Regions from separate parts of the Homo sapiens genome. Here region 2 is linked to region 1. A link is an interaction called in ENCODE POLR2A ChIA-PET data of the cell type or tissue named here. Cell type or tissue: Panc1. All regions are shown on one strand. Each heading gives the region's core, and the rest is flanking DNA. Links, peaks and the distances in the headings are about the cores only. Region 1 overlaps LOC105373938 (a long non-coding RNA gene). Region 2 holds the start of LINC01173 (long intergenic non-protein coding RNA 1173).

Region 1 (16,063 bases), core at 11,756-14,255:
AAAATCGTGTCTTAAAAGTTGCATGGCTTTATCTCCATATGTTCAACTCGGGTCACTGCCTGCCCTCTCCAGCCATGATTTCCTCATGTTGGAATTCTATTTTCGGTCTGATTTGTATTTCATTCTACAAATCTTTTTTTTTTTTTTTTTTTTTTTTTTTTTTTTTGAGATGGACTCTTGCTCTGTCGCACAGGCTGGAGTGCAATGGCATGATCTGGGTTCACTGCAGCCTCTGCCTCCCAGGTTCAAGCAGTTCTCCTGCCTCAGCCTCCCAAGGAGCTGGGATTACAGGCACCCGCCACCATGCCTGGCTAATTTTTGTATTTTTAGTAGAATTAGGGTTTCGTGATGTTGGCCAGGCTGGTCTCGAACTCCTGACCTGAAGTGATCCACCCGCCTCAGCCTCCCAAAGTGCTGGGATTACAGGCGTGAGCCACTGCGCCCGGCTCATTCTACAAATCTTTTGATTATTGGTTTTGCCCCGTCTCCATTCTGGACTCTCTGAAATGTTATCATCATATTTTTCAGAGCTGTCCTGGCGATAGTGTTGTCTCTCTGACCATCTACGTCTGGTTGTCCCTTTATAACACAACCATCTGTGGCCCTTCCATCTGCTCCCAAACCTCAGTTTTCCAGCCTGAGGACTGCATTCCCACTTCACTTCCTGGGCACACATCAACTTCCTGTTTCTGTGTTCTGCAGAGATGCTGAGAAAACTCGGGAGCATGGGAACCTCCTCCAAGGCTCCACCACTGCCTTGTCTGGAAGTCTCCTTCACAAATGGGAAGGGGTTGGATATCCTGGTCTTCTTCCTTCCAAACTGATTCTTTTTTTGTGTGTGTGTGACACGGAATCTCACTCTGTCACCAGGCTGTAGTGCAGTGGCCCGATCTCGGCTCACTGCAACCTCCGCCTCTTGAGTTCAAGTGATTCTCCTGCCTCAGCCTCCCAAGGAGCTGTGACTGACTACAGGTGTGCACCACCATGCCCGGCTAATTTTTTTGTATTTTTAGTAGAGACGAGGTTTCACCACGTTGGCCAGGATGGTCTCAATCTCTTGACCTTGTGATCCACCCACCTGAGCCTCCCAGAGTGCTGGGATTACAGGCGTAAGCCACTGTGCCTGGCCCCAAACTGACTCTTTACCTCCAGTGGCCGGGTTTGCCTGGAGAGCAGGTTTCCTGGTGGGGAACAGGAAGGGCTGCCTCTGTGTTGACAGCCTGACAAGTGGAGAGCAGAGGCAGCCGAGGGAAAGGCGAAGCCCAGGTCCACAGGCCAAGGTAGGGACTTCAGACAGCACAACACTGTAATAAGAGGCACCCCTGACTCTCACCAGCCTCAGTCACACTAGCAAGTGCAACATACAATGTGTGAAAATCCATACTTATGGAGGCCAGCTTTATCAGAGCCTACTTATGGGGAGAGGGGAGCAGTAGAGGGGCTGAGGCAGAGAGAGACTGACCCGGCGGTGCACCGCTGCCTCCACAGAGAGGGCACAGGCCCTGCCTGCTTCCTGCCCCCACTGCCACCTCTAGACTCTGGCGACCATCTCAGATGCTTCTGCCTCTGAAAAGGCACCTCCAGGTGCCCATTCAGACTGTGCCCTGTCATTTATCTGGCTGTTGCACCTCAAAACCAATAAACAATGATTTGGAGGGGGAAAAAAAGGAAAATATCTTGGTCTCCTTCTAGCTCCTCCCTTATCTTGATCCACTCATAGCCAGTTTCTTCTCTTTTTTAAAAATCTTAATAGCTTTGAGAGTACAAGTTGTTTCTGGTTACACGGATGAATTCTGTAGTGGTGAAGTCTGGGACTGAGAACACCCATCACTTGAGCGGTGTACACTGTACCCGATGTGTACTCTTTTGTCCCTCACCTGCCTCCCACCTGCCCCGGAGTCCACAAAGTCCATTAAATCACTCTGTATGTCTTTATGCATAACAAATTTCTTAAAAACATCCTGACCCCTAGTCACCCACTCTCACCTCCCAGTCTGCCCTCCGCCCTCTGCCCCTCTGTCATGGCTAAAGCAGCCCATGCTCTTCCTGTTGCCAAACCAACAGGGGTCCTTTGCTTTTCTCTTTTTTGCCATCCCACTCACATCTGACATGGCTGACCCATCTCTCCTACTTGAAATCTGTTCTCTCCTGGCCTTTGGAGGCTGGGCTACCTTGACTTCCCTTCTGTTTCCCCAAGGGTACCTTCTGAGTCTTCCCTTGACTCCCTCTGGACACTCACTCATTCCCTCCACAAATATTTCTGGGGCACCAACTTGTTCCCAGGGAGTGTTTAGGCCCAGTGGATATGGCAATCGCCTCTCCTCTGGAAGAACTTACATTTCAATGCAGAGCGAGGGCGGAGAGCAAGGAACAAGTGACAAATAAATGAATGCTTAAGTATGTACCACAAAGACAGGTGATGATAAACACTGGGCAGCAAAAGAAAAGGAGGCGAAGCTGATGGAGAGTAACAGTTAGGAGAGGGCTCTACCTGGATTAGGGTGATCAGAGAGGGAGGCTGCTGATCAGAGATGGAATGACACAGGAAGGTGGCCAACATGAAGTCCTGGGGAGCGTGCACTTGGCAAACAGAACAGCAAGTCCAGAGACCCTCAGGCAGGTCCCTGCTGCATGTGCTCGAGGAGCATCAGGGGAGATACAGTGAGAGAGGAACGAGTGGAGGGAGAGCATGCGCCAAGGTGTCCAGGAGTGAATGACAGTTTCCATCACTGTCCCGATGAATCTACAACGTCAGCCCACACCTCTTGGTTAAGAATCAGACCCCCATCATTAGGACATCTCTATTTGGATGTCCCAGAAATATCTCAGACTCAACATGTCCAAACCTAAGTTCTTCATTCCCCTCAGAACTGCTTCCTCTCTGGGATTCCCCATCCTGTGAAGGGAGACTTTGTCTGCTAAGTCAACTGGCCGAACGGAGGCATCGTGCTAGTCTTCTCCTTCGTTCCCTCCACACAGCCACAAACCAGACAGTGCCTGCCGTCCTCACATCGAGCATCTCTGCTTACCACACTGCCACTGCCCCCGTTCCAACCCTCATCACTTCTTGCCCCGGTTTCTGAAACAACCATTTAACTGTCCTTCATGACCCAAGTCTCATCCCCTTCTGGTCCACCTTCCACACTGCAGATAGGAGGAACTTCTGAGGAACAGATGTCCTCACGGCCCTCCTCTGCTTTTCAGTCTAGAGTATTCTGTTAACATCACTTGGAAAAGCGACCTGTCCTTCATCTGACTCTCAAGTCACATTCTCTCCAACACACACGCACAGACACATGTACTACAATCTCATCCTGGCCACCCATGCCCAGTTCTTGCAATGTCCCAGGCTATCTCACATCCCACATCTTCCCACCGACTTGCTCCTCTACCTGTGATGCCCAGAGCCCCCTCTCAGTTAGTGGATGCCCGTCATCCTTCAGAACCACCCCAACGTGGTGAATAAAGTCTGGCACAGCCATGCAATGAAACACTGTATGTCCATTAAAGAGAAGGAGGCAACACTCTGTCCTCTGCTTTGACACCATTTCCAGGATATTCTGTTTGGGCAGAAGGTAAGGTGCAGAATAGTGTTGGTGGGAGGCTAATATTTGTGTTTAAAAAAAATAGACTATTAGAAGTATAATGGCAAAGATTTTGGAATTCAGTAGAAAATTTGGAAAATAAAATGAAGCCAGTATCTAAAAAGAGCTGAGCAAATGGACACAGAGATAGGGAATACATGAGGAAAAAAATAAAGAACACAGGGTCAAACATCCAAAAAAATCAGAGTCCCAGAGAGAGAAAAAAATCAGAGTTCCAGAGACAGAAAATGGAGGGGCTCATTTTTTTTTTTTTTTTTTTTGAGACAGAGTCTCACTGTGTCACCTAGGCTGGAGTACAGTGGCGCAATCTCAGCTCACTGCAACCTCTGCCTCCTGGGTTCAAGTGATTCTTCAGCCTTAGCCTCCCAAGTAGCTGAGATTACAGGCATGCGCCACCACGCCTGGCTGATTTTTGTATTTTCAGTAGGGACAGGGTTTCACCATGTTGGCCAAGCTGGTCTCGAACTCCTGACCTCAAGTGATCCACCCCCGCTCAGCCTCCCAAAGAGCTGGGATTATAGGCATGAGCCACTGCGCCAGGCCGGGTTCAAATTATTAAAGAAAAAAATTCAGGAAAATCTCCCACAATTTAAACACAAGAAGCACGTGTGTTTCCAGATTGAAAGGCTGTTAAATTGTTCATCACAAATCACAATAGATGAAAATAGAACACAAAGTGACATCTCAAGAAATTTCACAACCCTGGGAACAGAAAGAAATTTGTAAGAACACCGAGGGAAGAAATACATATCCATCAGGTGCGCTGTGCGCATTAGAGGTGAAAAACTCTGGTCTCTCTGGATAAGTGATAAAATTATTGTTAGTGGATAATTAGTGTATTCATAACTTCCTGTGTGTTCCATTTTCTTTAGTTACCTGGGAGCTCGGTGTTAAATCTTATGCTCCGTTGCAGGCATACACCTCAGCCAAGTTTTGCTGGGATAAAAAAAAAACACAACTCCTTCCATCTTTAGTCCATATTACAAGGCTCCTAAACATTTCCTTTCTTTTTAATGGCTTTATGGACTTTGTATTATTTATCACGAACTGTCTAAATCCCCTTGGAGCACACAGGGGCATGAAAAATAAGCCTGAAGAAACAGTCTGCCTTTATCCCATTCCACCCCAGAGATGTCAGACTCTAGCCTGTGCTCGGGGCACACTGCAACCCTGGGAGCCTCTGTGTGTGGGAATAGCCCCCTCTCCTTCTGAACGGCCCTTTTTTCCCTTGGAGTTCTTGATGATCTTCCTTGGCAGTGATTCTCAAGTCTAGGGAAAGGAGAAAGGAAAACGCATCCCCTAGACTTTTTTATGTTGTCATTTATTGCCTGTTACCCCTACCTGATTTTAATTCTGTGACAGCATGTGCATTGCAATATTCCCTGTGACTCCAACAATGCCTGGCCCACAGTAGGCTCTTACACGTTTATTCAATGAACACATGGACCTGGCCTGTCAAGGGTTGAGGGGACTTCAGAGATGATCTAGTTCATCTGCTTATTTGATCCAACTGTAGAGAAGAAAAGTGACCTATTCAAGGTCACACAGGCAGCAATGGGCACACCTAGGACTGTACAGCCCTCACCTGTGGGGAAGCATCAGTAGGCACAAGAGTTGCAGGTGAAAAACATATGCTGTTAGGGAGACCTGGGTTCGAGCCTGTCATGTGCCACTTCCCAGCTATCTATCTGTGATCTTGGGCAAAGTATTTAATCACTGAGAATGAGTTTGTAAAAATGAAAATAATAGGAGGCAATGTGTGCAGCATAGTATCTGGCTCAGAAGAAGCACTCAAGAGCTATTAGTTCAATTTGACTCGGTGCTTATTGGGGAATTTGCTAACCTGGAAAGTATGCAGAGAGGTCTGAAGATGACAATCTATGCCTTTGCCTGACTCTTTCCACAGACTCGGTGCTTATTGGGGAACTTGCTAACCTGGAAAGTATGCAGAGAGATCTGAAGATGACAATCTATGCCTTTGCCTGACTCTTTCCACAGCTGCCTGAGACGCTAGACCCAAAGGCCAGGGCATCAGAGAGTACCCCAGCCCAGGCAGGGTGGTCCACCTGCAAGGTGCGGAGCAGAATAAATGTCAGGAAGAACTTCCCATGTAAACAACTGATAAAGAATTGGAATCCAAAGGTGGCATTTGGAACAACTGCATAAACAGAGACAATTGCCAGGCCTGGGAGTCCTCCCCTGAGAGATACGGGTGGCCGGTTCTTGTGAAGATGAAATAGATCAGGTTTATACAGGACTAAGAAGCAGCCCAGAAACCAGTGTCCCATTGCCTAGATTCCATACCCTGCCTCTATGAGGAGAAGGAACTAGAAATTGACATCAGAAACAGACGTAGGAGGGCTGGTGGGAGGGCGGTGGTGCTTTTAGCCTGCAGCATAGAATTAGACATTTTTAATATGTGACAGTTTTTGAGACCCAGTCCTTTAGTTGCTGTCTAAAAGAACTTCTCACATATTAGACTCCAGAAATAGACGAGTTCCTTCCTGCCCTCATCTATGATAATTTAGATTCGGATGCTCAGAGGAGAAAATCAGGAAGCCCCCTCCCTGTTCTTTCCAAGTGTGTGTAGACAGTGAGCCTGTGAGATTACTGCCCCCACAGTGGCCCTCTCTGACCATGCCCGTTACCTGGGGAGGGAGCAGAGCCACCTGCCCTCCACTCTCTGCCCTCCCAGAACCCCTAGGGAGACAGGCTGATACACAAAACTACCAGCTCAAGGGGAGGTCCTTAGGGAGAGATCACCCCAAAGCTGAGCCCGCAGCGGGCCCTCGCCCTACACAGCCTCTCTTCAGTGACAGCTCCAAGTGCTGCCCTGCTCTGCACTGACCAGAGGCGCAGGGCACCTGGCAGCCTCCAAATTCCTCTCCAGGGCCAGTACCTGCTTTCAGGCCAGCATGCCGCTGGGGAAGAATGAACTGTGAGGTCCAGGCTCAGATGTCTTAGAGTCCCAGCAAGCGTGAGCTCTCTTCATCACCTACTGGGCTGCAGAAATGGGGCCCCGCACAAAACAAGCACCCCACCAGGGCACTTCTTGTTTTCTTTTTTTCTTTTTCAAACTATCTCTCAAAAGCACCTGATGCACAAGCAAGCATAAAGAAGCAAATCATTTCCCTCCTCTGCCCTTTATAACCAAAACAAAATGGAAATAAGAAATGGACATGGCTTCTTTGCAGCTTCTCTCCCGCATGCTTCCAGCAAAAGCCCCGGGTTTCTGTCCCCTTGGCCTGACCTGGCTCAGGTGTCTGCCCCTGAGGTTTGGAGGTTCCGATTGGCTGGTCCTGGAGTCAGGAGCTGTGGGTGCCACCAGAAGCACACATCTGAGTGTGACTCCCTAAAGGAAGATGGGGGTACAGTTCATGAACAAGGTGGTAGAGTGGCAGGCAGGCAACCCAAAATGCACCAGAGGCCAGGAATACAAAGGTTTGCTATTGACTTTCCAGATGTTAAGAGCCACATGTTCACCAGACCTTTACCTCTCCCCAGTGAGAAATGTGCTATCTAAACAGCAATCTCAAATCTGTGCTTCTCTCTGGCCCTCAAAAGGTCAACGAGAACAGAAATGTGGCTAAGGTAGCTAAGCGGTAAAGCTCCTTATAATGCAGGAGAAAAGGGGGAAGGAAAGAAGAGAGGGAGGGAGAGGAGAGGAGGGTGGAGGAGAGAAAGAAAAAAGAAGAGGGAGAGTGGGAGACAGGGAGGAAGACGGAGGGAAGAAGAGAGAATGCCTTCTCTAACATCTTACACACAGAGAGAAAAGTCCACCCACCAGTAGACACAACAGCAAAAGAGAAGAAAAATTTGCAGGTTTTGCTATGGAATCTGTGTCCACATCCCCCTCACTTTCTTGAAAACAGCAATTTTTTTCTGATTATATCAAATTATCATTTTTATTATAAATTAACAAGCTATAGTTGTATATACTTATGGGATACAAAGTGATACTTTGATTCATGAATACAATGTGAAGTCATTAGATCAAGCCAACAAATACATCCATCACCTCAAATATTCATCAGTTTTTAGGGTGAGAACACTTAAAATTTACTCTATTAGCAATTTTGAAACATACAATACACTATTATTTACTATATTTACCATGCTATGCAACAGATTTCAAAGAAAAAAACTACTATTCCTCCTGTCTAACTGAGGCTTTGTACCCTTTGACTGTCATCTCCTCATGCTCCCAACCCCCAGCCTCTGTTACCGCCATTCTACTCTTCATTTCAATGAGTTTGACTGTTTTAGATTTCCCATATAAGTAAGAACATGTGGTATTTGTCTTTCTGTGCCTGGGCATAATGTTTTTCTCTTCCATCTACGTTACTGAAAATTACAAAATTTCTTTCTTTTTAAAGGCTGAATAGTATTCTACCGTGTATATATACAACATTATCTTTCTCCATTCATCTGTTGATGGACACTTAGGTTGATTTCATATTTTGGCTATTGTGGATAGTGCTGCAATGAACATGGAAGTGCAAATTTCTCTTCAACATACTTATTTCAAATCTTTTGGGTAAATACCCAGAAGTGGGATTGCTGGATCATACGGTAATTCTACTTTTAGTTTTTAGAGGAACTTCCATACTCTCTTCCATAATGGCTGTACTAATTGACATTCCCACCAACAGCCTACAAGGGTTCCCCTTTCTCCACACCCTCACCAACACTGCTACATTTTGTCATTTTGATAATAGCCATTCTGACAGGTGTGAGTTGATGTCTCATTGTGGTTTTAATTTGCACTTTCCTAATGATTAATGATGTTGAACATTTTTTCATATATCTGTGGGCCATTTATATGTCTTCTTTTGGGAAATATCTATTCAGGTCTCTTGCTATTTTAAAATCAGATTTTTTTTTTTCTCCTAATAGAGTTGTTTGAGTACCTTATATATTTTGGATATTAACCCCTTATTAGATATATGGCTTGCAAATATTTCCTCCCAATCTGTGGGATGCCTTTTCATTGTTAATTGTTTCCTTTATCGTACAGAAGCTTTTTTAGTTTGATGTAATCCCCTTCGTTTATTTGTGCTTTTCTTACCTGTACTTTTGGAATCAAATCTAAAAACATCATTATGTAGACTAATGTAATTTTTCCCCAATATTCTCCTTCAGTAGTTTTATAGTCTCAAGTCTTGAGACATGGCTATTTTTTTTAATATTTTATGTTTAAATATTTAATCCATTTTGAGTTGATTTTTGTATATGGGGTGAGATAAGGATCCAATTTTATTCTTCTGCATATGAATGTCCAATTTTCCCAGTACCATTTAGTGAACAGACTGTCCTTTTCCCATTGTCTATTCTTAGCACCTTTGTCAAAAACCTATTGACTGTACAGATGTGCATTCATTTTTGGGCTCTCTATTCTGTTCCATTGGTTAATGTGTCTATTTTTATGTCTGTGTCATGCTGTTTTAATTACTATCACTTTGTAGTATAGTTTGAATTCAAGTAGTGTCATGCCTCCAGCTTTGCTCTTTTTGTGTGTGATTTCCTTGGCTATTTGGATTTCTTTTGTGGTTTTGTATGAATTTTAGGATCATTGTTTCTATTTTATGTAAAATTACATTGGAGATTTTATAGAGATTTCATTAATTCTGTAGATTGTTTTGGGTAGCACAGATACTTTAACAATATTACTTCTTCCAATCTGTGAACATAGGATATCTTTCTGTTTATGTGTGTTTTCTTCAATTTCTTTCATCAACATTTTATGGTTTTCAGTATACAGGTTTTCACCTACTTGGCTACATTTATTCTTAAGTTGTTTTTGTTTTTGAAGCCATTGTAAATGAGATTGCTCTTTTAATTTGTTTTTTGGAAAGTCTGCAGTGTCAACAAATCAATGGAAACTACTGATTTTTATGTGTTGCTTTTGTAATCCTCAACTTTACGTATTAATTTCTAAGTCCTAACAGTTTTTTGGTGAAATCTTTAAGGTTTCCTCTGTATGGGATAACAGACAGCAACAATTTCACTTCTTCCTTTCCCATTTGGATGCTTTTTATTTCTTTCTCTTGCCTAATTGCAAGGACTTCCAACATGATGTTAAATAGAAGTGGTGAGAGTAGGTTTCCTTGTCTTGTTCTGAATTTTAGAGGAAAGGGTTTCAGTTTTTCACCATTGAGTACAAGGCTAACTGTGTGCTTACCATATATATATGTTCTTTATTGTGTTGAGGTACATTCCTTCTATACCTAATTTGTTGAGAGTTTTTATCATGAAAGGATGTCAAGTTTTGTCAAATGCTTTTTCTGTGTCTGATGAGATGATCACAGGGTTTTTGTCCCTCATTCTGTTAATGTGGTGTATTGCATTTGTAGATTTACATTTGTTGAACCATCCTCCTATCCTGTGATAAATCCCACTTAATCATGGTGAATGATCCTTTTAATGTGTTGCTGAATTCAGCTTGCTAGTATTTTTTTGAGGATTTTTGTATCTATGTTCAACAGGGATCCTGGCCTGTAGTTTTACTTACCTATTTATGTATTGATTTATTTTTTGTAGTGTCTTTTTCTGGTTTTGGTGTCAGAGTAATGCTGGCCTCATAAAAAGAGTTTGAAGTATTTCCTCCTCTTTAATTTTTGGAAGAGTTTGTGAAAGATTGGTATTAGTTATTCTTTAAATGTTTGGTAAAATTCAGCAGTGAAACCATGAGGTTTCTTAGGATCCTTTATATTTCTGTAGTATCACGTTGTATTATTTCCTCTTGTATTTCTGACTTTATTTATTTGTCCTCTCGTTTTTTCTTAGTTTAGCTAAAGGTCTGTCAGTTTTGTTTATCTTTTCTTTTTCTTTCTTTATTTTTTTTTTTATTTTTTGAGACAGAGTCGTGCTCTGTCACCCAAGCTGGAGAGCAGTGATGAGATCTTGGCTCACTGCAACCTCCACCTCCTAGGTTCAAGCAATTCTCATGCCTCAGCCTCCCGAGTATCTGGGACTACAGGTACACGCCACCACACCTGGCTAATTTTTGTATTTTCAGTAGAGACAGGGTTTTACTATGTTGGCCAGGCTGGTCTCGAACTCCTGGCCTCAAGTGATTCACCTCCCCTTGGCCTCCTTAAGTGCTAAGATTATAGGCATAAGCCACCATACCTGGCCATTTATCTTTTCAAAAAACCAACTCTTGGTTTTATTAATCTTTTGTATTTTTTTTTTAGTCTCTTTCATTTATTTCTCCTCTGATCTTTATTATTTTTTTCCTTCTACTAACAATGGGCTTAGTTTATTCTTCTTTCTGTATTTCCTTGAGGCATGATGTTAAGTTGTTTGAGATCTTTCTCCTTTTTTGATGTAAATGGAAAACACCAATTTAAATCCCTATTTAAATCCAATTGATATCCATGTTGACATGACTAGTAGTTACTGATTTTTTTTTATTTATTTATTTATTTATTTATTTATTTTTGACAGGGTCTTGCTCTGTTGCCCAGCCTGGAGTGTAGTGGTGCCGTCTCGGCTCACTGCAACCTCCGCCTCCAGGATTCAAGCAATTCTCCTGCCTCAGTCTCCCGAGTAGCTGGGATTACAGGCGCTCGCCACCACACCCATCTAATTTTTGCATTTTTTAGTAGAGACAGGGTTTCGCCATGTTGGCTAGGTCTGTCTCAAGCTCCTGACCTCATGTGATCCGCCCGCCTCGGCCTCCCAGAATGCTGGGATTACAGGCATGAGCCACCGCGCCCATCCCTGATTTTTTTTTTTTTTTTTTTTTTTTTTTAAGAAATAAAGCAACTTCTCCCAGGCCATGTGGAAAAGCCATGTGTGAACCAGAGGAACAAGTGTGAGTAAATCTCAGCCCTCTGGGCAGAATGTTCTGCTGTTCGTGCTATTTCTTAATCACAAGACTGGCTGTGGATTGCAAACCTGTCACCTCTTTTTTACATTCCCAAACTCACCAAAATGCCTTTGTTAAATTTTCATAGTTTGACATTGAAATATTAACGTGCAGACAACTGGCCTTGTACAGTTTTGATTCTATGCTTTGCAGGACTTTCTGGGATTTGAGGTAACCTGCATGTCTGGCCTGGTGTTCCTTGGCCTCGCAGAAATATCCCACTCTCCTTGCCAGACACAGAAAGCCCTTTGCTCCTTCCCTGGAACTTCCTCAAACCTCCAAACTTTGCACTTGCAGATTCTGCCTGGGATGTCTGTCCCCTAGTTCTGTTTCTCTTTTTTTTTTTCTGAGACGGAGTCTCGCTCTGTCGCCCAGGCTGGAGTACAGTGGTGCGATCTTGGTTCACTGCAACCTCTGCCTCCCCAGTTCAAGCAATTCTCCTGCCTCAGCCTCCCAAGTAGCTGGGATTACAGGCACACGCCACCACAGCCAGCTAATTTTTGTATTTTTAGTAGAGACAGGGCTTCACCATGTTGGCCAGGCTGGTCCCAAACTCCTGACCTCAAGTGATCTGCCCGCTCGGCCTCCCAAAGTGCTGGGATTACAGGCGTGAGCCACGGCGCCCGGCCCCCCAGCTCTGTTTCTAAGCCTACTAACAAATCGTATTCACCCTTCATCATCCATCCCTGAGGATACCCATGCCCACCTACATCCAGGATGGGTCCAGGTGGCCTTCCTCTGTGTACCCTGACACTTATCCAACTATCGTTCTATAGACTAACTATATAGAATGATAGCAACTGTGTACTCCTTAAGTAGAAGAATCTAGAACATACCTATCTTCCTATCCTCAGCTCCTAGCACACTGCCTGACACACAGTAAGCATTCCACACATATTTGTTGAATGGATAAGTGAGTAAATGAGCAAGGTAATGAATATTTGTTTAGAAGTATTTCTGGAAGTTTCCTTAAAGCCACAGAACTCTTTTCAGCAGATCATTTTGTCTCTGCATCCCTTCTGGATTCTGTATGCTCCTGGGATGCCTGGGTTATGTCCCACTGCATATGAATTTTTTTTTTCTTGAGACAGATTCTTGCTCTGTCGCCCAGGTTGGAGTGCAGTGGTTCGATCTCGGGTCACTGCAACCTCCGCCTCCTAGGTTCAAGCGATTCTTCTGCCTCAGCCTCCTGAGTAGCTATAACTACAGGCATGTGATACCACACCTGCTATTTTTTTTTTTTTTTTTTTAAGTAGAGATGAGGTTTCACTATGTTGGCCAGACTGGTCTCAAACTCCTGACCTCAGATGATCCACCCACATTGGCCTCCCAAAGTGCTGGGATTACAGGCGTGAGCCGCAGTGCCCAGGCCCAGTGCATATACATTTATTAAGGACAGTCAGCCATGTGGTGGGGCTCCCTGTCACAGCTTTTTAGAACTGGAAGGATAGAGGCTTCTCAGAATGGCAAACAGATCACCCAACATTTTCTGGCAAAACCGAAGTCTTGCTCTCTCTTATAGCTAGTGTCTCACTGAATTCTTGGCAAAGTAACGTTCTCCAAGCTGCTGGGGAAGTTACAGAGGATGGGCAGCATCTAGATGCCCCATGAGCCCCCATTTCCCAACACGGTCCCCTTGGAATCTCTCTCTTTCCCTCTTTCCATTCACTTCATTCTTTTCTCTCCAGCCTCACTGGTGTCATTTCAGTTCCCTGAGGGTGTGAAGCGCTTTCAAGCCTCAGGGTCTTTGCACATGCTGTTCCCTCTGCCCAGCACGCCCCTCTCCACTCCTTTCCCTTCGGGTCCAATGTCACCTCCCCTAGGGCCTTCTCCAGCCCTCCCACATAAAGCAGGTCTCACCTCATCCTAGTTCACAGCCCACTGTGCTTTCTTTTAGGATGCTTATCACCACCTGTAGGCTTTGTGGTTCCCCTTCTGCCTGGGTCCACTCTGGAATCTCAGCTGCCTCTGTCTCACCAGGGCTCTCACTCCCTGGGGCCACGCTCGGGGCTGGCATGCAGCAGATGTCCAATAAGTATTTCTTGAACAAATGAATGTCATTCTGTAGGCTTGTGAATCATGTAAGCAGCATTTTCTCCCTCAACTTAAATCCACTGTATTAGGCTGTTCTTGTGTTGCTATAAAGGAATACCTGAGACTGGGTAATTTATACAGAAAAGAGATATATTTGGCTCACAGTTCTGTGGGCTGTACAAGCATGGCTCTGGCATCTGCTCAGTTTCTGATGAGGCCTCAGGGAGCTTTTACTTATGGTGGAAAGCGAAGTGGGAGCAAGAGAAAGAGGGGGAGGTGCCACATACTTTCAAAGGCCAGATCTCCCCAGTACTCAGTCACTATTGGGGGGACAGCACCAAGCCATGAGGGGTCTGTCACCATGACCCAGACACCTCCCACCAGGTCCCACCTCCAACATTGGGAGTCATATTTCAACATGAGATTTTGAAGGAACAAATATCCAAATTTTATCACCAACAGAGGGTATGTATCTAGGCTTGCATTTTGATAACAGGTCCTCTCTCTGCATTCTGAGTCAGAGGCAACTAATTTAAAAATCCATTCACCCACATTGACGATTAAATTTCTACTCTTACAGATTCCATTTGAAAAATATCCTATGCCTTGTGCTCTTCTTTGCCCTTTAGCTGTGTTTTGTACATTTGTATTCTATTTTCCCTGTGACATGGGCATTTTGATCATTAATGATTTCACTTCACCAGAAGAACATTATTCTTTTTATTTCATTGCTGAGAATGTTTTTGTCCATAGAGAGATATTTTCATTATGGGCCACATGCAATTTCTGAGTAGTTATTTCCTAATATGAAGTGTATTTTATAGGTGGTCAGAATGTTATAACATATTAGAGAGCTTATGTAGAGTTTGGGATAGTGTATATTACTTGGGAGTTATTCTTGCCCGGGCTGCTTTTTCTGGGAGTGTTGTATCTATTCTGAGAAGTCCTTGGAATGAATTGGTGGTGCTTGGTGTGATTGAACTGTTGCTGGTGTTAGTAACAGATGCAGCACATTGACTGTCAAACCTACCCCAATCTTTCCCTGCTCATCTGTGTGCATCTTACTTTCCTAGACAACAGAGCCGCTGAGTACACCCCAACACAGAGGAGCCAGCGCTCACCGAGAGATTTGCCAAGTGGAGTCCTTTTGAGACATCCAAATTTCACTGTCTTCAACTTATTAATGTGAAACAAAGAATAACGTATATGTGTGTGTAAACACGAATAGTAACAGCTTATATTTGTAAACAATGTGCCGTGCGCCCAGCACTACATTAAGCAGTCTCCATGCAGCACCTCCATTAATCCTGGGGAGCACTGTACCCACTTCAAGGTGAGAACACTGGTACTGAGTGGCCCTGCTTTATGTCACCCAGCAGGTGAGTGGTGGGTCTGGCATTCAAAGCTGGGCAGCCTGATTTTAGAACCTACCACACTGTCTTTATACATAGATGCATGTCCACGTATATATACCCACACACATCACGCACATATGTATCATCTACACATGCACGCACCCAACGCGTGCAAACGCTTGGGGAAAACCTCTGGTAGAGTATAATTCACTGTGAACTATGGAATCTGGGAAAGGGTAGGAACTTAGGATCGATGCTTACTTTTTACTCTACACATTTCTCTAATCATTTTAATCCTTTGAAACAAATGTGTTATCTCTGTACTAAAAAAAAATAAAAACCCAAGTTATTGATTTTGCTGTATGTGTTCCCACTGGAAAGGCTTATTGAATAATTGAATGTTATGAATGAATAGCTCATTTTTTTTTCTTTTGATCCAGAGGCCTTTAGAAGAGCAAGTAACAAAAACTGGTGGAAAAAAAGCACACATTCAACAGGAAGCAACATCTAGAGACCTTTCTGCCTTCCAGGATACAAAAAGAAAACAGTTCATAAACAACTTACATCTAAACCAGTAATGTTGTCTCCCTGGCTCATAGGAGCTGAAGAAGAATTCCAGTTACTGTAGTAAGAATATAAGGTAATGTGTTCTTGTTTTTTTTTTCTTTTTTTTTTTAACCACTTTGTTTAAACATTCTGACCTCTGTTAATTCCTCTCTAGGATGTGGACTGGTTTGAGGATGCTTGAGGCATGACTATAGCAAGTACTGCGCATACATATGTGGACATCGTAAGACACACTCTCTGCTTCCCCAGGCGAAATCTGTAATGCTTTGTTTATTCATGTTCTATTCTGCGTTTCCATGGCACTTTGTTCTTTGTGGTTTTTAGGGTATCTTTCTCCCTCTCTGCTCAGTGAACTGAGCTGCCTGGACAGGCCTTGAGTTTTCTTATTCGATTGTTTTTTGTGTGTGTATGTTTTGCCTTAGCTCCCTCACTAGTATAGTCAAGGAGCTTTTCATGCTTTGAGCCATTTGTGGCATTTCAGGAATTACCTTCATAGCTTTTGTCCATTTTCTACTGGCTTGTCTTTTTCAATGTTTTTATAGGCATTTTTTAAAAAACACAGTGTGGATGTCATTTGGGATAGCAGTACTAATAGTAGCTAAAACTTACTGAAAGCTACTGTGTGCCAG
Region 2 (16,063 bases), core at 7,322-9,821, 260 kb before region 1:
GGACCAGTACCCGTTAGGAACCAGGTTGCACAGCAGCAGGTGAGTGGTGGGTGAGCCAGCGAAGCTTCATCTGTATTTACAGCCGCTCCTCATTGCTCACTTACCACCTGAGCTCCACCACCTGTCAGATTAGCAGCAGCATTAGATTCTCACAGGAGCACAAAACCCATTGGGAACTGCGCATGTGAGGGATCTAGGTTGTGTGCTCCTTATGAGAATCTAATGCCTGATGATCTGTCACTGTCTCCCATCACCCCTAGATGGGACTATCTAGTTGTAGGAAAACAAGCTTAAGGCTCCCACTGATTCTGCATTATGGTGAGTTGCAGAATTATTTCATTATATATTACAATGTAATAATAATAGAACATGCACAATTAATGTAATGTGCTTGAATAATCCTGAGACTGCCCCCCACCCCACCCCTGGTCCATGGAAATATTGTCTTCCATGAAATCAGTCCCTGGTTGCTGCTGTAGGAGATGCTCTCACAGCTGACTGGAGTGAGATTACTTGAAGACATAAGCTGCCATCCTGCAAGAACACCACATGGCAAGGAACTGCAGACAGCCTTTAGGTGCTGAGAACAGCTGCAGCTACAGCCAGCTAGAAAAGAGGACTCAGTGTAGAGCCACAAGGGACTGAATTCTGCCAACAACCACACGAGCTTGGAAGAGGCATGCAGCTTGGCTGATATCTGACCACAACCTTGTAAGAACCTGAGGTCCCAACTAAGCCATGCCCAGTCTGCTGACCCACAGAAGTCGCAAGAGGATAAATGCACAGTTGATTCTCATTATACACCATAGTTATGTTCTGTGAAGTCACCATGAACACCGAATTAGCAAATACCATTGCTGCTATGGGGAATGCAGGGTTAGGTTCCTATGAGTCTCTGGTCACAACATTTTTTGGTCACCCAATCAACACGTAACCTTGTTTTATGTGTGTTTCTATTGACAGGCACCTGATTTAATATATATTGTTGATTCGTTACATTGAACAACTCGTGGCCAACAACGCCACAACTCATGCCTGTGTGAAGCTTCTCTAACACACGGATTTCCTCCAGGAAGCACATCACAGCCTTCTCATGCTTGGGAACACCAGACGGCTCTTCTGTGCTGTGCTTGGGACCATCTTAAACAGTGAAATCACTATCAAAAACACAAATTGGTGACAAACCATGGCACTAAATAGACTGTGAAAAGGACAATTGTTTACAACGTGCGAGCTGGAGCAAGAAGGCAGAGCGTTGCTTTGCTCAACTCAGTGGGATGTGTGCCTTGGGTGACTCAAATGTTTCAAAGCTCTGTGCACATCCACCAGTGAGCATGAAAGCACCTCGGGTATCAATTTTGGGGTTACTAATCGATTTCAGCAGTGGGAGAATTCACAAATACGGAATCTGTAAATGATGAGGATGGGCTGTTTTGTTGTTTTCAGCTGCTGAGTTTGTGATCACTTGTTAGGCAGCCATCGCCAACTAACTCAGTCTCTCACTGCCGTCACTCTGCCTGCCGGCAAACCCCAGCCAAGCTCCCTCTCAGAAATAAAATTCTGTTTCCGGTGAACATGCTGTTTCATACTCTGACTTTCTTTGCCTTCAGTCTTCCTTTGAACGTGACTCCTGTTCTGCACGTATGAGGATGTTAAACAAATACTGTTCTTCTGACACAACCTTTCTGTTACTTGAGTGTTTTATAGTACATTCCTAGAACTCCTATGTATTAGAAAAGCACAAGGAGCTGGAAGGCTTTGCTGCACTTCATAAAAATATGGTCTCTGTAGCAGACACAACTCATTCCCTCAGCCTGGCTTAAACATGAGGTCAAATCTCCTTTATTCCTCATTTTAAATCATCACATGGTTTAAGCTTTTTTCGTATCCCGCAAGATCATTTTTCTTGCTTTTGCAAGAATCCCACTTCCTTTCCCTGATGGATCAAAGAATTCCAGAGCTCACTCACCATGACTCACCCATGCCCCAGCCAAGTTCACAGGGCCGACAGAAAACCAGGAAAGTCGTTCTGTCCTCTGGCCAGCCCAGGCCTTGGCTGCATTGCTGTGGTCATTGACCTGCTGCACAATTTCTCAACCCCAGGGTCACCGGCCACCAGCGACTTTCCTTTCCTCTCTTCTATACCATTACAGAAAATTGGTTGAATATCTCCATGTGACTGAAGCAGGGACTGTCCCCTCTCACATCTGTCCCTCAGTGCAGGCACCCTCGCCCTTTGGACACAATCCTGAATATCAGACCAGCCAGATGTGTCCCACATTCATTGGCAGAATTGAAGCTGAAAGACCCCAGATCCTGCTCTGTACAGCCTGGGCTTAGCGCTGTCTCCAGTAACTGAGCTGAGTAGGTTGACACCTGTGCATAAAGCCATTGCTTCTCCCAAGGCTTGCACAGAAGATTTAGTGGGCAGGTTGCTAGCACCTTCTACTCTCCACTCAACATTGTCTCAGAGACCATCATCTAACTCTCCACATTAGTGCACCCCTCACCCTCCGAATATGGAATCTGCCCCTCCCTCAATCAGTCCTCAAAACCAGCCTGCCCTCAAGACAGGGTAAAAAACCCTCCCGGGTGCATGTACAGATCCTCCTCCTTTTACAACGGGGTTATGTCCTAATAAACCCATTGTAAGTTGAGAATATCATAAGTTGAAAATGCACTCAATACGCCTCGCCTACCCAACATTATAGCTTAGCCTAGCCTAGTTTAAACATGCCTTAGCCAACAGTTGGGCAAAATCATCTCACACAAAGCCTATCTTATAATAAAGTGTTGAATATCTCATGTAATTTATTGACTTCTGTACTAAAAGTCAAAAACAGAATGGTTGTATGGGTAGCATTGCAAAGTTGAAAAATCACAAGTCAAACCATGGTAAGTTGGGACCCTCTGTGTTAAAAAATATTATCACAAAGGAGCTCAGAGTAGGACACAAACATCCTCATGTTGAACTGCACCACTGCAGCACAGAACTTAGATAAATGAAGAGAAAGAACAACACTACGTTTATGACATAGGAAGAAAAATCTGATTGTCCACACACAATGAGCAATGTTTCCCCATCCCAGGGGTTCAGAGTGATTTGTCTATTTCCCCATGTTGCTAGGTTAATCATCATCATCTGCTTCAATGCAGCAAAACAGGAGGAGAATTAATGAACCATTTCACAGCAAGCACTCACCGCGTCTCAGCATAGGCTTACAGAGTAGCCTCAAAAATAAATTACGCAGACCTGCTTTATGCTTGCAGAATGGAGAGAAGAGCTAACAAAGCCATAATTTTCCCTTCTTTTAAGCCTCTGCTCAAAATATATAGTTTTCCACTTTGGTTGATTCCCTTAGGATTTTGTATTGGTGGTGATTGATTTTCTTCTTTTATCGTTATCAATTGACGCTGTGTTCTCAGATCACTGAACATTAGAGATGTTACAATCCCATTTTTAGAAAGCTATAAAAAGTTAAATTTGGAGAATGAGGGACAATACATAAAAAGCATTCTGAAGCATACTAGCACTTTGGCCTATAAAATGAAGATAATTGTAATAATTTATCACATAATTCTGCTTAAGATTTAATTATGTTGTGACTTTGAGATTTCTTCTTTCAGAATTTATAACTGCAATGAATCTTAAAACAATAAAGGAGTTGGAGAAGAATAAGGCAGAAGAAAATCCTTGATGTAAAAAAGATACAAGCACAGGATTCTTCAAAGAAAAAAGAAGAATGAGACAAATCTATGTGCCAATGATTACTCTCAACTCAGCCGTTAGCTCATTTGCATTATTTTAATATACATCACCTGCTCATAATATTCCATTTGGCTTCAAAATTCTTCCTCCCTCCATGGCAGAAGTGATTGGACATTATTCTCATGTGACTTCTTTATCCTAGATTTCTCCTTAACAGCTACATTCCAAACTAATATTAAGAACCATCACATGATACCATTTACAAATCATAGGAAACATGCATGGAATTCAAAAGGGATAAAGTAGCATTCTCCAAAATATTTTATGGGCATTCTTATTTGTGCTTCACCTATTCTGAAAAGTGTTTGAGGCTTCTCACTACTATATATGTATTAAAGTAGAATTTTTAAAAGTAAGAGAAGAAAACCGTGGGAACAATGGAAAACGAGGATAGGAAAAGTAAGATGAGGTCAGTGCACCTGTATTATTCAACTAGTACTGCAAAAGTGCTGCATAATGGACAATGACAAAATCTCCGTGGCTGACAACTGCAGCATTCCCTTTGCACTCATAAGCCTGTGAGTCAGCTGGGGGCCTCTCTCACTGCAGACCCTGCTGGCTCTGCTCCACGAGTCTCTTGCCCTCCTGGGACCAGAGAGGCCAGTTGGGGCATGTTCTTTTCATAGTGAAGGCAGACCACAGGCTGGCAAATGGAAATGCATGATGCTTCCTAAGGCCTAGGCTCAGACCTGGCAACTGTCAATTCCACTTTCCTCATCTTATGTAAGTAGAAACTCTAAAGCAAATCTGCACAAGGAATGGGATTCTGGGAAATGTAGTTCCCAGCCTTAGATGCCTATAGTGATGGTGGTAAAGGTGAGGGTGATGGTGTGATGGTGATGGGTAGTAGCGGTGATGATGGTGGTAACAGTGGTGGTAATGATGGTGATGATGGTGACAGTGGTAGTGACAGTGGTGGTTATGGTGGTGATGGTGGTGATGCTGTTGGTGGTGATGGTGGTGGTGGTGGTGGGTGATAATGGTGGTTATGGTGGTGGTGGTGGTGGGTGGTGATGGTGGTAGTGACAGTGGTGGTTTTGGTGGTGATGGTGGTAGTGGTGATTATGCTGGTGGTGAAGGTGAATGGTGGTGGTAATGGTAGTGATGTGATGGTGATGGTGATGGTGGTGGTTATGGTGGTGATGGTGGTGGTTATGGTGATGATGGTACCGGTAGCAGTGATGTGATGGTGGTGGTTATGGTGATGATGGTACCGGTAGCAGTGATGTGATGGTGGTGGAGGTGCAGTGGTGGTGGTAACAAGCTGAAAATAGATAATTAAGCGCAGTATGAAAATGTTCAGTCCCTGAGCACCTTTCTAGACATAAGGTTGAAACAACTTCTATACTTTCTAGAATTCAATTCAAAGGGAAACATGATCACAGAGGCTGTAAGATTCACTTAGGGATGGGTCATTTATAATTCATTGGGGAGCAGGTTCTTTTTGTGTGAAGTTTTATCTTCATCAATTTCAATCATTTCTGTTTTTTATCTGATGATTCCACTGTTTTCTCTGTTTTCTTTTTCTGTCACACTTATGTCTCATCATATCTCTCATTTTTTTCATCTTTTTATGTTTGGGAAAAATTTTCCTGACTCCACCTTTATTTTTAAATCTCAAATAGTTGTTCTTTTCCATTTCTTTCTTTTTCAGAATATTTTGTTCTTGGTTTATGTACTAAAAATTTTACATCTCTCTATTAATTGGAATATTATTCTTAGATATTTTCTGTATCCTAAATTACCATATTTTTTCTGTTTATATTTTTTTCTGTTTCTTTGTTCAGGTCTTTCTTGTTTGAGCTAGAAATCAAAAGGTATCTGAGACAAATGTCAATCAATTTAGAAGTTTATTTTGCCAAAGTTGAGGATGCACCCAGGAAAAAAAAACAGAAGTTACAGTAGGATCTGTGGCCTGTTCTTTATCCGAAGAGAGTTTCATGAACATCAATATTTAAAGGCAAAAGAGCAGACAGGAGTGAAAGGAGGAAAGAAAAAAAAAAAAGGAGGGCAGGCAATGAGGCAAGCAGTTACATTCTTGTGAGGCTCTGATTAGTGCTCACTGCATCGACATTTTACATAAAAAGAGAGGAGTAGGGGGAAAAGTCAATAATGCATTCCTCTCGAGCTCAGTAAATCTACATTTTACATAAGATAAAGTTAGCATGTGAAATTACAGCTCTCTGGGAACAAAGAAAGGCAGGTTTTGTTTGTTTGTTTGTTTCTGTTATATGTATTTTGTTTTGTTTTGTTTTTTGTGAATCAGTTCACAGGCTGAATTTTTGCCTCTGGCATAGTGACTTTGGGGTCTTAAGATTTTATTTTTCTTGCACAGAGTTTAGGTCTCCTCCTCTGCCTGGTGATTCTTGGTCTTCTGTTTGGGATTGAGAAAACAGGATGGGTATGTGGTGTTGGTTCTCTCTGTGGCTGAGTCTCTATGGTATGGTGGGTGTGTTCAATTATTTTAGAAAATAGGCTACAGTGGTTTCTCTTGGAACATCTACAGGCCACCTCTTCTATGGATCAAGGAGTATATATTCTTTGTGAACTTGTGACTTATCAGGACTTTAATAACCCCCCTGCATACCCAGTTAACATATTCTAGGAAGTTGCTTCACCACACGTTTCATTAGCCAACACATTTCCCTCTAACTAGCAGTGTCTGCATTTTCCATTAAATAATCCATGACTTCTCATACTATTTGCCTTTGCCAACTTCATCACATATTCAAACTCCTTCTCTAATAATAGGGCTATATGAACTAAAAATCAACACAGCTTTATGGCATTTTTAATATTTGGAAAAGTCATTTCCCCTCATAATACTTTCTTTCAAAACATTTAAAATTTATTCTCAACACTTTTTTCTTCCACATGAACTTTGGATTTATTTTAACAAGTTTTCCCAAAAATAGTATAGAGACTTTGTTTGGAATTATTTTAATTATGTAAGTTGGGAAATTTAATCATACAAAATAGTCTTATCATCCAAGACATGTTATGTAAATATTGGTATTACTTATTTTTTGGTGTGTAATAATAGTATCTATAATTATTTGTATGTTTTCCAAGTGGTTATAGACATTATAAAGACCTGATTTTTTATATATTACTTTCAGAATCAGCCACTGAATTCTATCCACAATCCATATGTTATTTTGATTGACAATCTGGGGTGTTTATATACAATCATACTGGCTGCAAATAGTAATACTTCTATCTTCTTCATATCAAATGTATATTACTTGTTTTTGTCTTCTGTCCAGAGCCTCCAAAGTAACATTGTAATGTGTTGATAGGAATGAGAAACGAAGACCTTCACTAAGTTTATTTTTCTACAGTTTCCCTATTCCTTGACTACACTGGGCAGAGGTATTTATTGTCTTTGCAAATAAATCATTTTTTGTTTCACTTATTAATCCCATCATCTTAAAAGTCATTAATTTCTGATTTCATCTATATTATGTTCTTTCTAATTCCCTACGTTGAAGGATAACATATATTTTTTTTCTTCTTCATTTGGAAATGAAAGCATTTAGGGTTAATAATTGGCCTCTCCCAATACCTTGGAAAGCCTTAGTTACATAGTGTCTTCCTTTTTAATAATTTTCTAAATATACTGAAATAATATTTGATATCCTATTAGTTATCTGAGAGGGCTTTTATTTTATTTGTTATATCTTAACTAATTGGGTTATTCTTTCTAAATGTTTATTATAAATCTTGAATTTTAGAAAATTATGTTCACGAATAACAAGTTTTGCTCTGAGGATTTTATAGAGGCAAATATATGCAACTTTTGTAAATGTTCCATGGACATTCAAAAATTAGTAGTCCTATTAGTACGAGCTTTATCTTTATCTTTTCTAAGTCTTACATTATCATTGTGATAGGCTGAACAGTGGCCCCTTAAGATATACAGGTCCTAATCCCTCAAACCTTTGGATATTACTTTATAAGACAAGACTTTGCAGATGTGATTAACAGTATTGAGATGGGAAGATTATCCTGAATCAACTTAAAGGAAAAAAAAACTGAGGCAAAATTAATAAAAGTAGAGAGTTTATTTGGGCCAAATTTGAGGACTGCAACCCAGGAGCATAGATCCTAATTGCCCTGAATCTACATTCTAATTAACAGCAGTTACAAGTCGGATTTTAAAGAAAAGAAGGAGAGGCAGTTCCTAAGCTGTTCACCAACAATTTACATTAAAATAACATAGTCTATTGAATGGCTATACATTGTCTTTTGTATCACTAATTCCAGGAACAGGATATAAGGGTGAGACATCTGGTCTGAAATGCTTTTAAACAATTGCCCCCAGCATAGGTGTGGAAGGGCAGGGTGAGACTGAAGCCCTGTGCTCAAGTATCTCTGAGCCTGGTAAGTTCTGCCCACATCGTTCAGACTGCTCTCAGCTATTTTTCTTTTCTCACCTGGATTATCCAGGTATGCCCTAAATGCAAATCACAAGTATTCTTACAAGAGGGAGGCAGAGAGAGATTTGATAGAGAAGAAGAAGGCCTTGTGACCACTGAAGCTGGATGCTATGCTGCTGGCTTTGAAGGTGGAGGGAGGGGCCAGGAGCCAGGGAATGTAAGGAATGCAGCTCCAAGCTAGAAAAGACAAGAAAGGGCAGGAAAACAGGTCCTCCCCAGAGCCTCTGGAGACGGTGAGGCCCTACTGACATCTCCATTTCAGCCCAGTGAAACTGATTACAGCCTTCTGACCTGCACAATTGTGAGACAGTCAATATGTGTCATTTTAAACCATCACATTTGTGGCAATTTGTTATGGCAGCCACACGCAACTAATTCTCTTTTCATTGTTTCCTGATCTACCATAGAGTAGTGGTACTGATAAACTCTCCCTAATAGTTGTATTTTGATCATTTCTTCTTGACTTTTAAAATGTGAATATACAGTGCCAGTACTGTGTTTCTCAGCATATGAAGGCTAAGGACCATTTTTACTGCTAATACCTTTCATAACACAACATGACTTTTATTGCCACTTTAAGGCTCCTTGAGTTGATGCCTACATTTTCTTCATATTGAAATAATCGTTTCCTCTGTCATGTGAACTTTCCTGTCTATCTTTCCCCAGTCTTTTATTTTAAATTGTAAAAGAGCTCTCCTTAATATTTATTTCTTGTATCATATCCTATTTTTGCTTCCTATTATAAGACTTTGCTTTGATATAGCGGAATTTAAACTGCCAACATTTATCATCATAACGAAAATGCTTGACCCTTATGCCTCTCATCTTGCTTTGTTAGGCTTTCCATTGTATACTTTACTGTAGCTTTCTTTTATATTCATGTTATTTGTACGATGGTATTTTTAAAAATTATACCAATGAATACTTTTAATTTTTAAAATATCTATTTAAATGTGTTCTCTAATTATCTAAGTCCAGAATAAAGCAATTATTTTGACTCCTTTTTACATAAGACTTAAAATTTATTACACTTTATCTCTTCCTATGCACTTGATTATTTCCTAGTCTTTGTTAATTTACTTTCACATTATAGACCTAGATCGACGTATATTATCATTGCTATTTTTAATAAAGTAAAAATTATTTGAGATTTTTTTTCTCTTTTTAGGCCATTTTAATGTAACTCATTTATTCATCCAATAAATATTTATTGAGGACCTATACTATGAGCCAGATGCTGAGCTAAGAAGTGGCAGAGCCTTAGTGATCAAGACCACACAGCCTCTGCCTAGGCCTCATGGGCTGTGGTGCTGTGTGGTCTCTGTGTTCGATCCATTTCAGTTCTCACCTACCCTGTGTTCAGGCCACCCTGAACTGGGCTTGGTTCTTTAGAATCACCGTACCTACCATGTTACCAAGCCACCATGCCCTAAAGCCACCATGCCACTATGCCCCTATACCACCATGCTACCCCATTACCACACCACCATGTCACCACGCCACCATGCCACCCATGCCATCATGTCACCATGCTACCACACCATCGTGCCATCATTCCACCATGTCACTATGCCACACATCAACTCACCACCATGCCACCATACCACCATGACATCATGCCACCATGCTGCAATGTCCCCATGTCACCACCTCACCACACCACCATGCCACCACATCATCATGCCACCATGTTACCATGCCACCACATCATCATGCCATATCACGTCACACACCATCATGCCACCATATCACCACATCATTATGCCACCATGCCACGATACCACCATGTCACCATGTCACAACATCACCATGACACCATATCACCATGCCACCATATCACATCTTGCCACAATGCCATCATGTCACATCACCATATCACCATGCCACATCACCATGCCACCATCTCACCATGATATGGTGAGATGTTACTTACTGTACCACTGTGTCATGATGCACCCTGTCATACTGAACTATGTTATCAAGTTACCACACCACCATCTCACCCTGTCACCATCCCACCATGCACCATGCCACTATGTTACCTGTCTCCTGGTAGGTGTTTGCCTGTTTATTTCCCTCTTGTCCCTTGGACTGTGGGCTTCACAAGGGCATGGACCTTTCTGGTTTTGTTCAAAATTTTGCTTACTAGCACAATGCCTTGGCACCTTGCAACCATTCAATAAATGTTTATTAACTAAAGGGGTGACTAAGTAAGGTGCTCTTTTTTTGGTAATTAATTCTTTATATTGATTGCTTTTATGTTGGCTAGAATATCTCTTAACTAATTATAAAAGAGAATGTGAATGGTCATTTTCTAATCCCCAATGTAACCAAGGATGACCCTGTGTTGTAAAAGTGTGGCTGGGTATGATAGTCTTTGTACCTAACTTTGACTCAATTTTTACCTCTTAGAAGTGTGTGAATTTGGGGACATCATCCCCTGGCTTTTGCAGAAATGTCTGATGTCAGATTAATTTTTGTTTGTTTTTAAATAATCTGCCCTCTTTTCTCTTTTGTCTAAATATATGTGAATTTTTATCTTTTTCCTTTAAAAAAATCCCATGTAGTGTGTTGGTCTTGCCTAGTATATGGTGAGTGTTCTTCCCCCTGTGGATTAAATGTTTGTTCTACCCAGAGAAGTTTTCATGAATTACAACCTCCCTTGAACTACCCTGTCCACGTGCAGGTGGCCAAGTGACCTTCCCCCACCCACCACCATGTCGAGAACTAGAGCTCAAAGATATAGAGGAGGAATAAAGGTAGATGAAAGTAGGAACACCGCTGATAGCTTCAGAGATAGTCCTTGTGCAGTGACCTTGTGCAGTGAGAGGGTGTCCGCTCTGTTTTCTGATTAATGTGGACTCAAACAAAGATCACCCAGGGGGTCAAAGTCTTTTCCTACCTTCTCTGGGACCTGCTATGCTGATCTCATGCAGCGGACTTGGGGGAATTCCCTGTGTTCCTCAATTAAACCCAAGCTCTGCTAAAATATACAAATAGTCATCCTAAACTCTAGGTCCAACATTGGCCTAGAAACTCTAGGTCCTAATTTTCCAAGCTGTTAGATGTTTTTATTTTCCGGATTTTTTTTTTTTTTTTTTTTTTGAGACGGAGTTTCACTCTTGTCGCCCAGGCTGGAGTGCAATGGCATGATTTCAGCTCCTGCTCACTACAGCCTCTGCCTCCTGTGTTCAAGCGATTCTCCTGCCTCAGCCTCCCAAGTATTACAGGTGGGATTACAGGTGGCCACCACCATCCCCAGCTAATTTTTGTATTTTTCGGAAGAGATGGGTTTCACCATATTGGCCAGGCTGGTCTCGAATTCCTGACCTCAGGTGATCCTCCCACCTCAGCCTCTTAAAGTGCTGGGAATACAGGCATGAGCCACCATGCCCGGCCTGTTTTTGGGATATTTTAATGGAAAGTGATGGAGTATGAATCCGGCCTGCTCAGGTAGCTCTAGGTCAGCCATGAAATCTACGTCCTGATAAGGAGCCTGGAGAGGCTTCCTCAAATCCCCAGGCCATGGCATTGCCAGCGCAACACTTGCATCTCCTGACTTAGCCCAGCACTGCCAAGCAGACCTCATGGGTGTCCTTCTGCCACCTTCGTGCTTCCTCCATCCTGGTCTCCCTGTCTGTTTACATCAGTGTTTCTCTTGGCCCAGGGCAGGGTCTCTTTATCTCACGGCCTCTGTGGTCCAGTTAGTTAGGAGAGAGTTTTGAGCAGGTGCAATTAGTGTGGAGTCTCTGGGGCCTGCACTCACACACGCGGGATCCTGACAAGCCCTGAGTCCTGGAACAGCCGCACCCTGCAGTAGCACCCACGGAGCAGCCTTTAGGCCCTGATGCTCCTTTCAAACAATCAGAAGCTTCTGTGGGCCAGAGCCGTCCATAGGGCCTTTGAGAGCCTGGGGAGGTAGAAGGGAGAGTGAGGCATCCATAGCAGTGTCTGCAGGGAAAGGGGGGTTTACCTGTCCCCTGGCACAGTTAGATGTGTAGCTCACGCTTTGACTATAGGATGCTCTTATGTGTCCACACTTCACAAAGCACAGGGCAGCTCTGTGTTGTTGCCCAGAAGAAAATGAACCCCCCCCCGCAACTTCCACTATATGAATTCTCTGCATCGCTGCCTCTAGGCAGCAGGACAGCCAGCAGTAAGCTGCAGACATCCCACCATGCTGCAGCTTGCTGTCTGCAGCAGGAAGCCCCACATACAGCCTGACAGTCAGGCCAAGCCATTTGGCCATTCACCAGTGCTGCAAGCTCAGGCAGGTTGCTTAACCTGTCTCAGTTCCTGCTTCTGAGAAGTAAAGCTAATGGGGTCTATGTCATGAGATTACTGGAAGATTAAGTAAAATAACAAGCATCAGGCAGCTGACACAGAAAGTGTGCCTGAGAGGTGGATGGATGGCTCCCTAGCCCCTCTCTTTGTCTTCTGGGCTGAGCCCCTCCCGATCCCCACAGGGCAAAGGCTGGCTGATTTTCAGTAGTTTAAGCTGGTGTGTAGCAGCTAAACTCCACATTTCTAGACCGTTTGAACAGGAAACCTGAGATGAGGGAGCGTTTGAATTGGCTCATGCAAAAAACAATATTTGCTGGAGGTTAGCTGCTGCATTATGAATTTTTAACCTCCCATAAATCAAACTGTAAAAATGGACAAAGGCTGAGTTTCCTGTGCCAGGACCAAAATAGACACCGCCTGCGTCTCTTAGACAATTCCGATTATGTTTCCACAACCAAATCATGCTGAGATGAATAGCTGGAATATTTATATTTAGGTCCTAACGTATAATGTAAAATAAATGAAAACAGTCTATCTTCTTGGCACTGAAATTGTGCCACCATATCCATTTACAAAGACGATAACTCAAAGACCAGGCTGTGCAAAGACCATCATGTGCCTGGGGCGGGATTTTGCTTCTCTGCTCCCATTGCTTTTCCCTACGACCGTCGTCACCAGATACCCAATACTAAATGATTAATAGAAAATCCCCAGCGGGATCAGTCCACAGCAAGGTTTAAAGTGAATCCTTTTGTGAATGCTTTATACTGACAAATACAAATGCTTTAAAAGATCCAGGAGATGGAACCTTGTAACTGCAGAGGATGGTATTTTAACTAAAGAAAGCTTTTATTAATTTGACAAACATATCTTTCCCTGGCAACTCCTATGAGCTACAAACTTAGACGAATATCATAACAACTAAGAGATTTTTATTCTTTCAATTTAGTGGTAAAGGGAGGTATTAAAGCACCTGATTTACTATGAGGCAGAAAGAAACATGAGCTCGAGTGTTACAAGCAAATGTTACAGACTTCTAGAAGGAAAGACCGCACCAAAAAAGTGAAGTTGGAGCTGAACTTTAAAGGATGATAAAGGTTTTAGTATGGAAAATAGAGCTCCAGAGGCCAAGAGAAATGTGGCTACACTGAGGTGAAACTGGCAATAGGGTGTGGAGTGAAAGTATACGATACAAAAAATAAACTGAAAGCAAGTATGGGCCAGGCACAGCGGCTCACGCCTGTAATCCCAGCATGTTGGGAGACCCACGTGGGAGGATCACTTGAGGCCAGAAGTTTGAGACCAGCCTGGCCCACATGGCAAAGCCCTGTCTCTACTAAAAACACAAAAATTAGCCAGGAATGGTGGCACACACCAGTAGTCCCAGGTACTTGGGAGGTTGAGGCAGGAGGTTCGCTTGAACCCAGGAGGCAGAGGTTGCAATCAGCCTAGATCATACCACTGCACTCCAGCCTGGGTGACAGAGCAAGACTCGGTCTCCAAAAAAAATAAAGCAAAGTATGAAGCAATTTGGAATAAGGAAGATAGAGCCTTATAGGAGACTGGAGGTTTTTAAAGGCTTCTAACAAAAGGGCTGATGTGATATCAGCAGTGTGAATGAATCGATTCATTCACTTAACAAATATTTACCTAGCTCCTCAGTGAGGGATGGAGTGGTAGGTAACAAAACCAATAGGCTCCTGCCCCCATGGACCCACAGTTTCATGGGGTGACAAGCATTAACAAATAAACCTGTAAGTAAATGTATTAGGTTGATGCAAAAGTAATTGTAGTTTCTCCATTACTTTTAATGCAATTACTTTTGTGTCAACCTAATATAATTACAGGCAGAAGAGAGAACTAGGTAAGAAGGGTGCTTAGGGTGATGTCCAAGGAAGCAGGGAGCCCTGACTAATACTGGGGGTTGGAGAGAGGAGAGAAGGCATTGCTGAGGACCTGGCATCCACACTGGGTCCTGGGGGGTCAATGGAGTTGGAAAGCAGGGCTATGCTGGGGCCAGGGCTGCAGCAGAGATTGGAAGCATTCCAAGTGCAGGACTAGGAACAAAGGCCTTTTGGCAAATGAAGAGGTAGGCATTTTCAAGAAAACAAAAGAGAAGAGAGTGGCATAAGATAACTCCAGGGGGATGGGACATCTGCAGGGCCTGGCAAGGCACATTCAGGATTTTATTTTTATTTATTTATTTATTTATTTATTTGAGACGGAGTCTCACTCTGTCACCCAGGGTGGAGTGCAGTGGTGAGATCTTGACTCACTGCAACCTCCACCTCCCAGGTTCAAGTGATTCTCCTGCCTCAGCCTCCCGAATAGCTGGGACTGCAGGCATGTGCCACCACACCCGGCTAATTTTTTGTATTTTTAGTACAGATGGGGTTTCACCGTGTTAACCAGGATGGTCTCGATCTCCTGAACTTGTGATCTGCCCACCTCGGCCTCCCAAAGTGCTAGGATTACAGACATAAGCCACCATGCCCGGCCCAATTTTTGTATTTTTAGTAGAGATGGGGTTTCACCATCTTGGCCAGGCTGGTCTTGAACTCCTGACCTTATGATCCACACACCTTGGCCTCATAAAAGCGCTGGGATTACAGGCATGAGCCATTGCACCCGGCCACATTCAGGATTTTAATCAGGAAGTGCAAGGGGAAGCCACTGTCTGGAGTGATAAGATCTGGTTGGTTGAATAACGTCCCTCTGGCTGCTGTATGGAAGGTGGATCTCAGAGGAGTGAGTCTGAAAGACATTGTGGTGATCCTGAGGACTATCATCTGATTTTTTTTTATCTTGTCCGAATTTCTATCTCAAGGGTCTGGGGAGTCATGTTCTACAAATCATAAATTCTCATCAGATGGGTTTAATTTAACCCTATATAGGATGACTTACTTTCCAACCTGACTCTGGCATAACATTATGAGACAAGGAAGAAAATCAAAATATTTTACCCCAAAACATGTTTCTTTGCCATATCTTGAAATGGCCCTGCAAAGCTGTCCTTTGTGGGGGAAAATTTGCATCTATAAAGAATCTCTATTAACCTAGCTAGTTCTTTTTCTTCAAGACCCTCCCAATCCTAAAGAGATTAACTAAAAGTCTAGCACCTTCTAAAGATCTGAATAGGAAACATTTGTCATCTGTTATCTCTAAAGGGCAGCCACCATAAGACTTCAAAAGAACCTTGGTCTTCACAATCTTTTATCTTAACCCGAACATTTCCTTTCTGTGATCCCAGGTCTTTAGATAAACTCAACCAATTGTCAACCAGAAAATGTTTAAATTCACCTATAGTCTGGAAGCCCCTGCTTTGAGTTGTTCTGCCTTTCTGGATCAAACCAACGTATTTCTTTAATGTATTTGATTGATGTCTCATGCCTCCCTAAAATGTATAAAACCAAGCTGTGCCCTGACCACCTTGGGCACATGTTCTCAGGACCTCCTGAGGGCTGTGTCAGAGACCATGGTCACTCATATTTGGCTCAGAATAAATCTCTTCAAATATTTTACAGAGTTTGACTCTTTTCATTGACAATGTGAAGGAGATATGCAGCAGTTT

The links. ChIA-PET counts read pairs that join two places held together with the same protein. Peaks named below come from ENCODE experiments on the same cell type or tissue, not always from the same donor. Only the 100,000 strongest peaks of a DNase experiment are listed, where the experiment ranks them.
Region 2: POLR2A ChIA-PET joins it to region 1 with 9 read pairs; 7 of 35 experiments call an interaction of 5 or more read pairs at or near these places.

What each region holds. Positions count from the first base shown.
Region 1 is chr2:234,934,279-234,950,341 of GRCh38, forward strand. It overlaps LOC105373938 (a long non-coding RNA gene), which reads left to right. Exons shown (of 7, transcript XR_007088132.1): 2 at 11,365-11,424; 3 at 14,586-14,845; 4 at 15,308-15,507; 5 at 15,589-15,657. Among named protein-coding and RNA genes, the nearest start is that of SH3BP4, 9.7 kb to the right of the region's middle. RefSeq lists an enhancer at 682-1,182. In Panc1, for the core only: no CTCF peak of the experiment used is centred there; no DNase peak of the experiment used is centred there; H3K27ac peaks cover 1,324 bases.
Region 2 is chr2:234,678,277-234,694,339 of GRCh38, forward strand. It overlaps LINC01173 (long intergenic non-protein coding RNA 1173), which reads left to right and starts at 4,392. Exons shown (of 3, transcript NR_132376.1): 1 at 4,392-4,492. RefSeq lists enhancers at 9,580-10,205, 16,062-16,063 and a silencer at 13,949-14,243. In Panc1, for the core only: no CTCF peak of the experiment used is centred there; no DNase peak of the experiment used is centred there.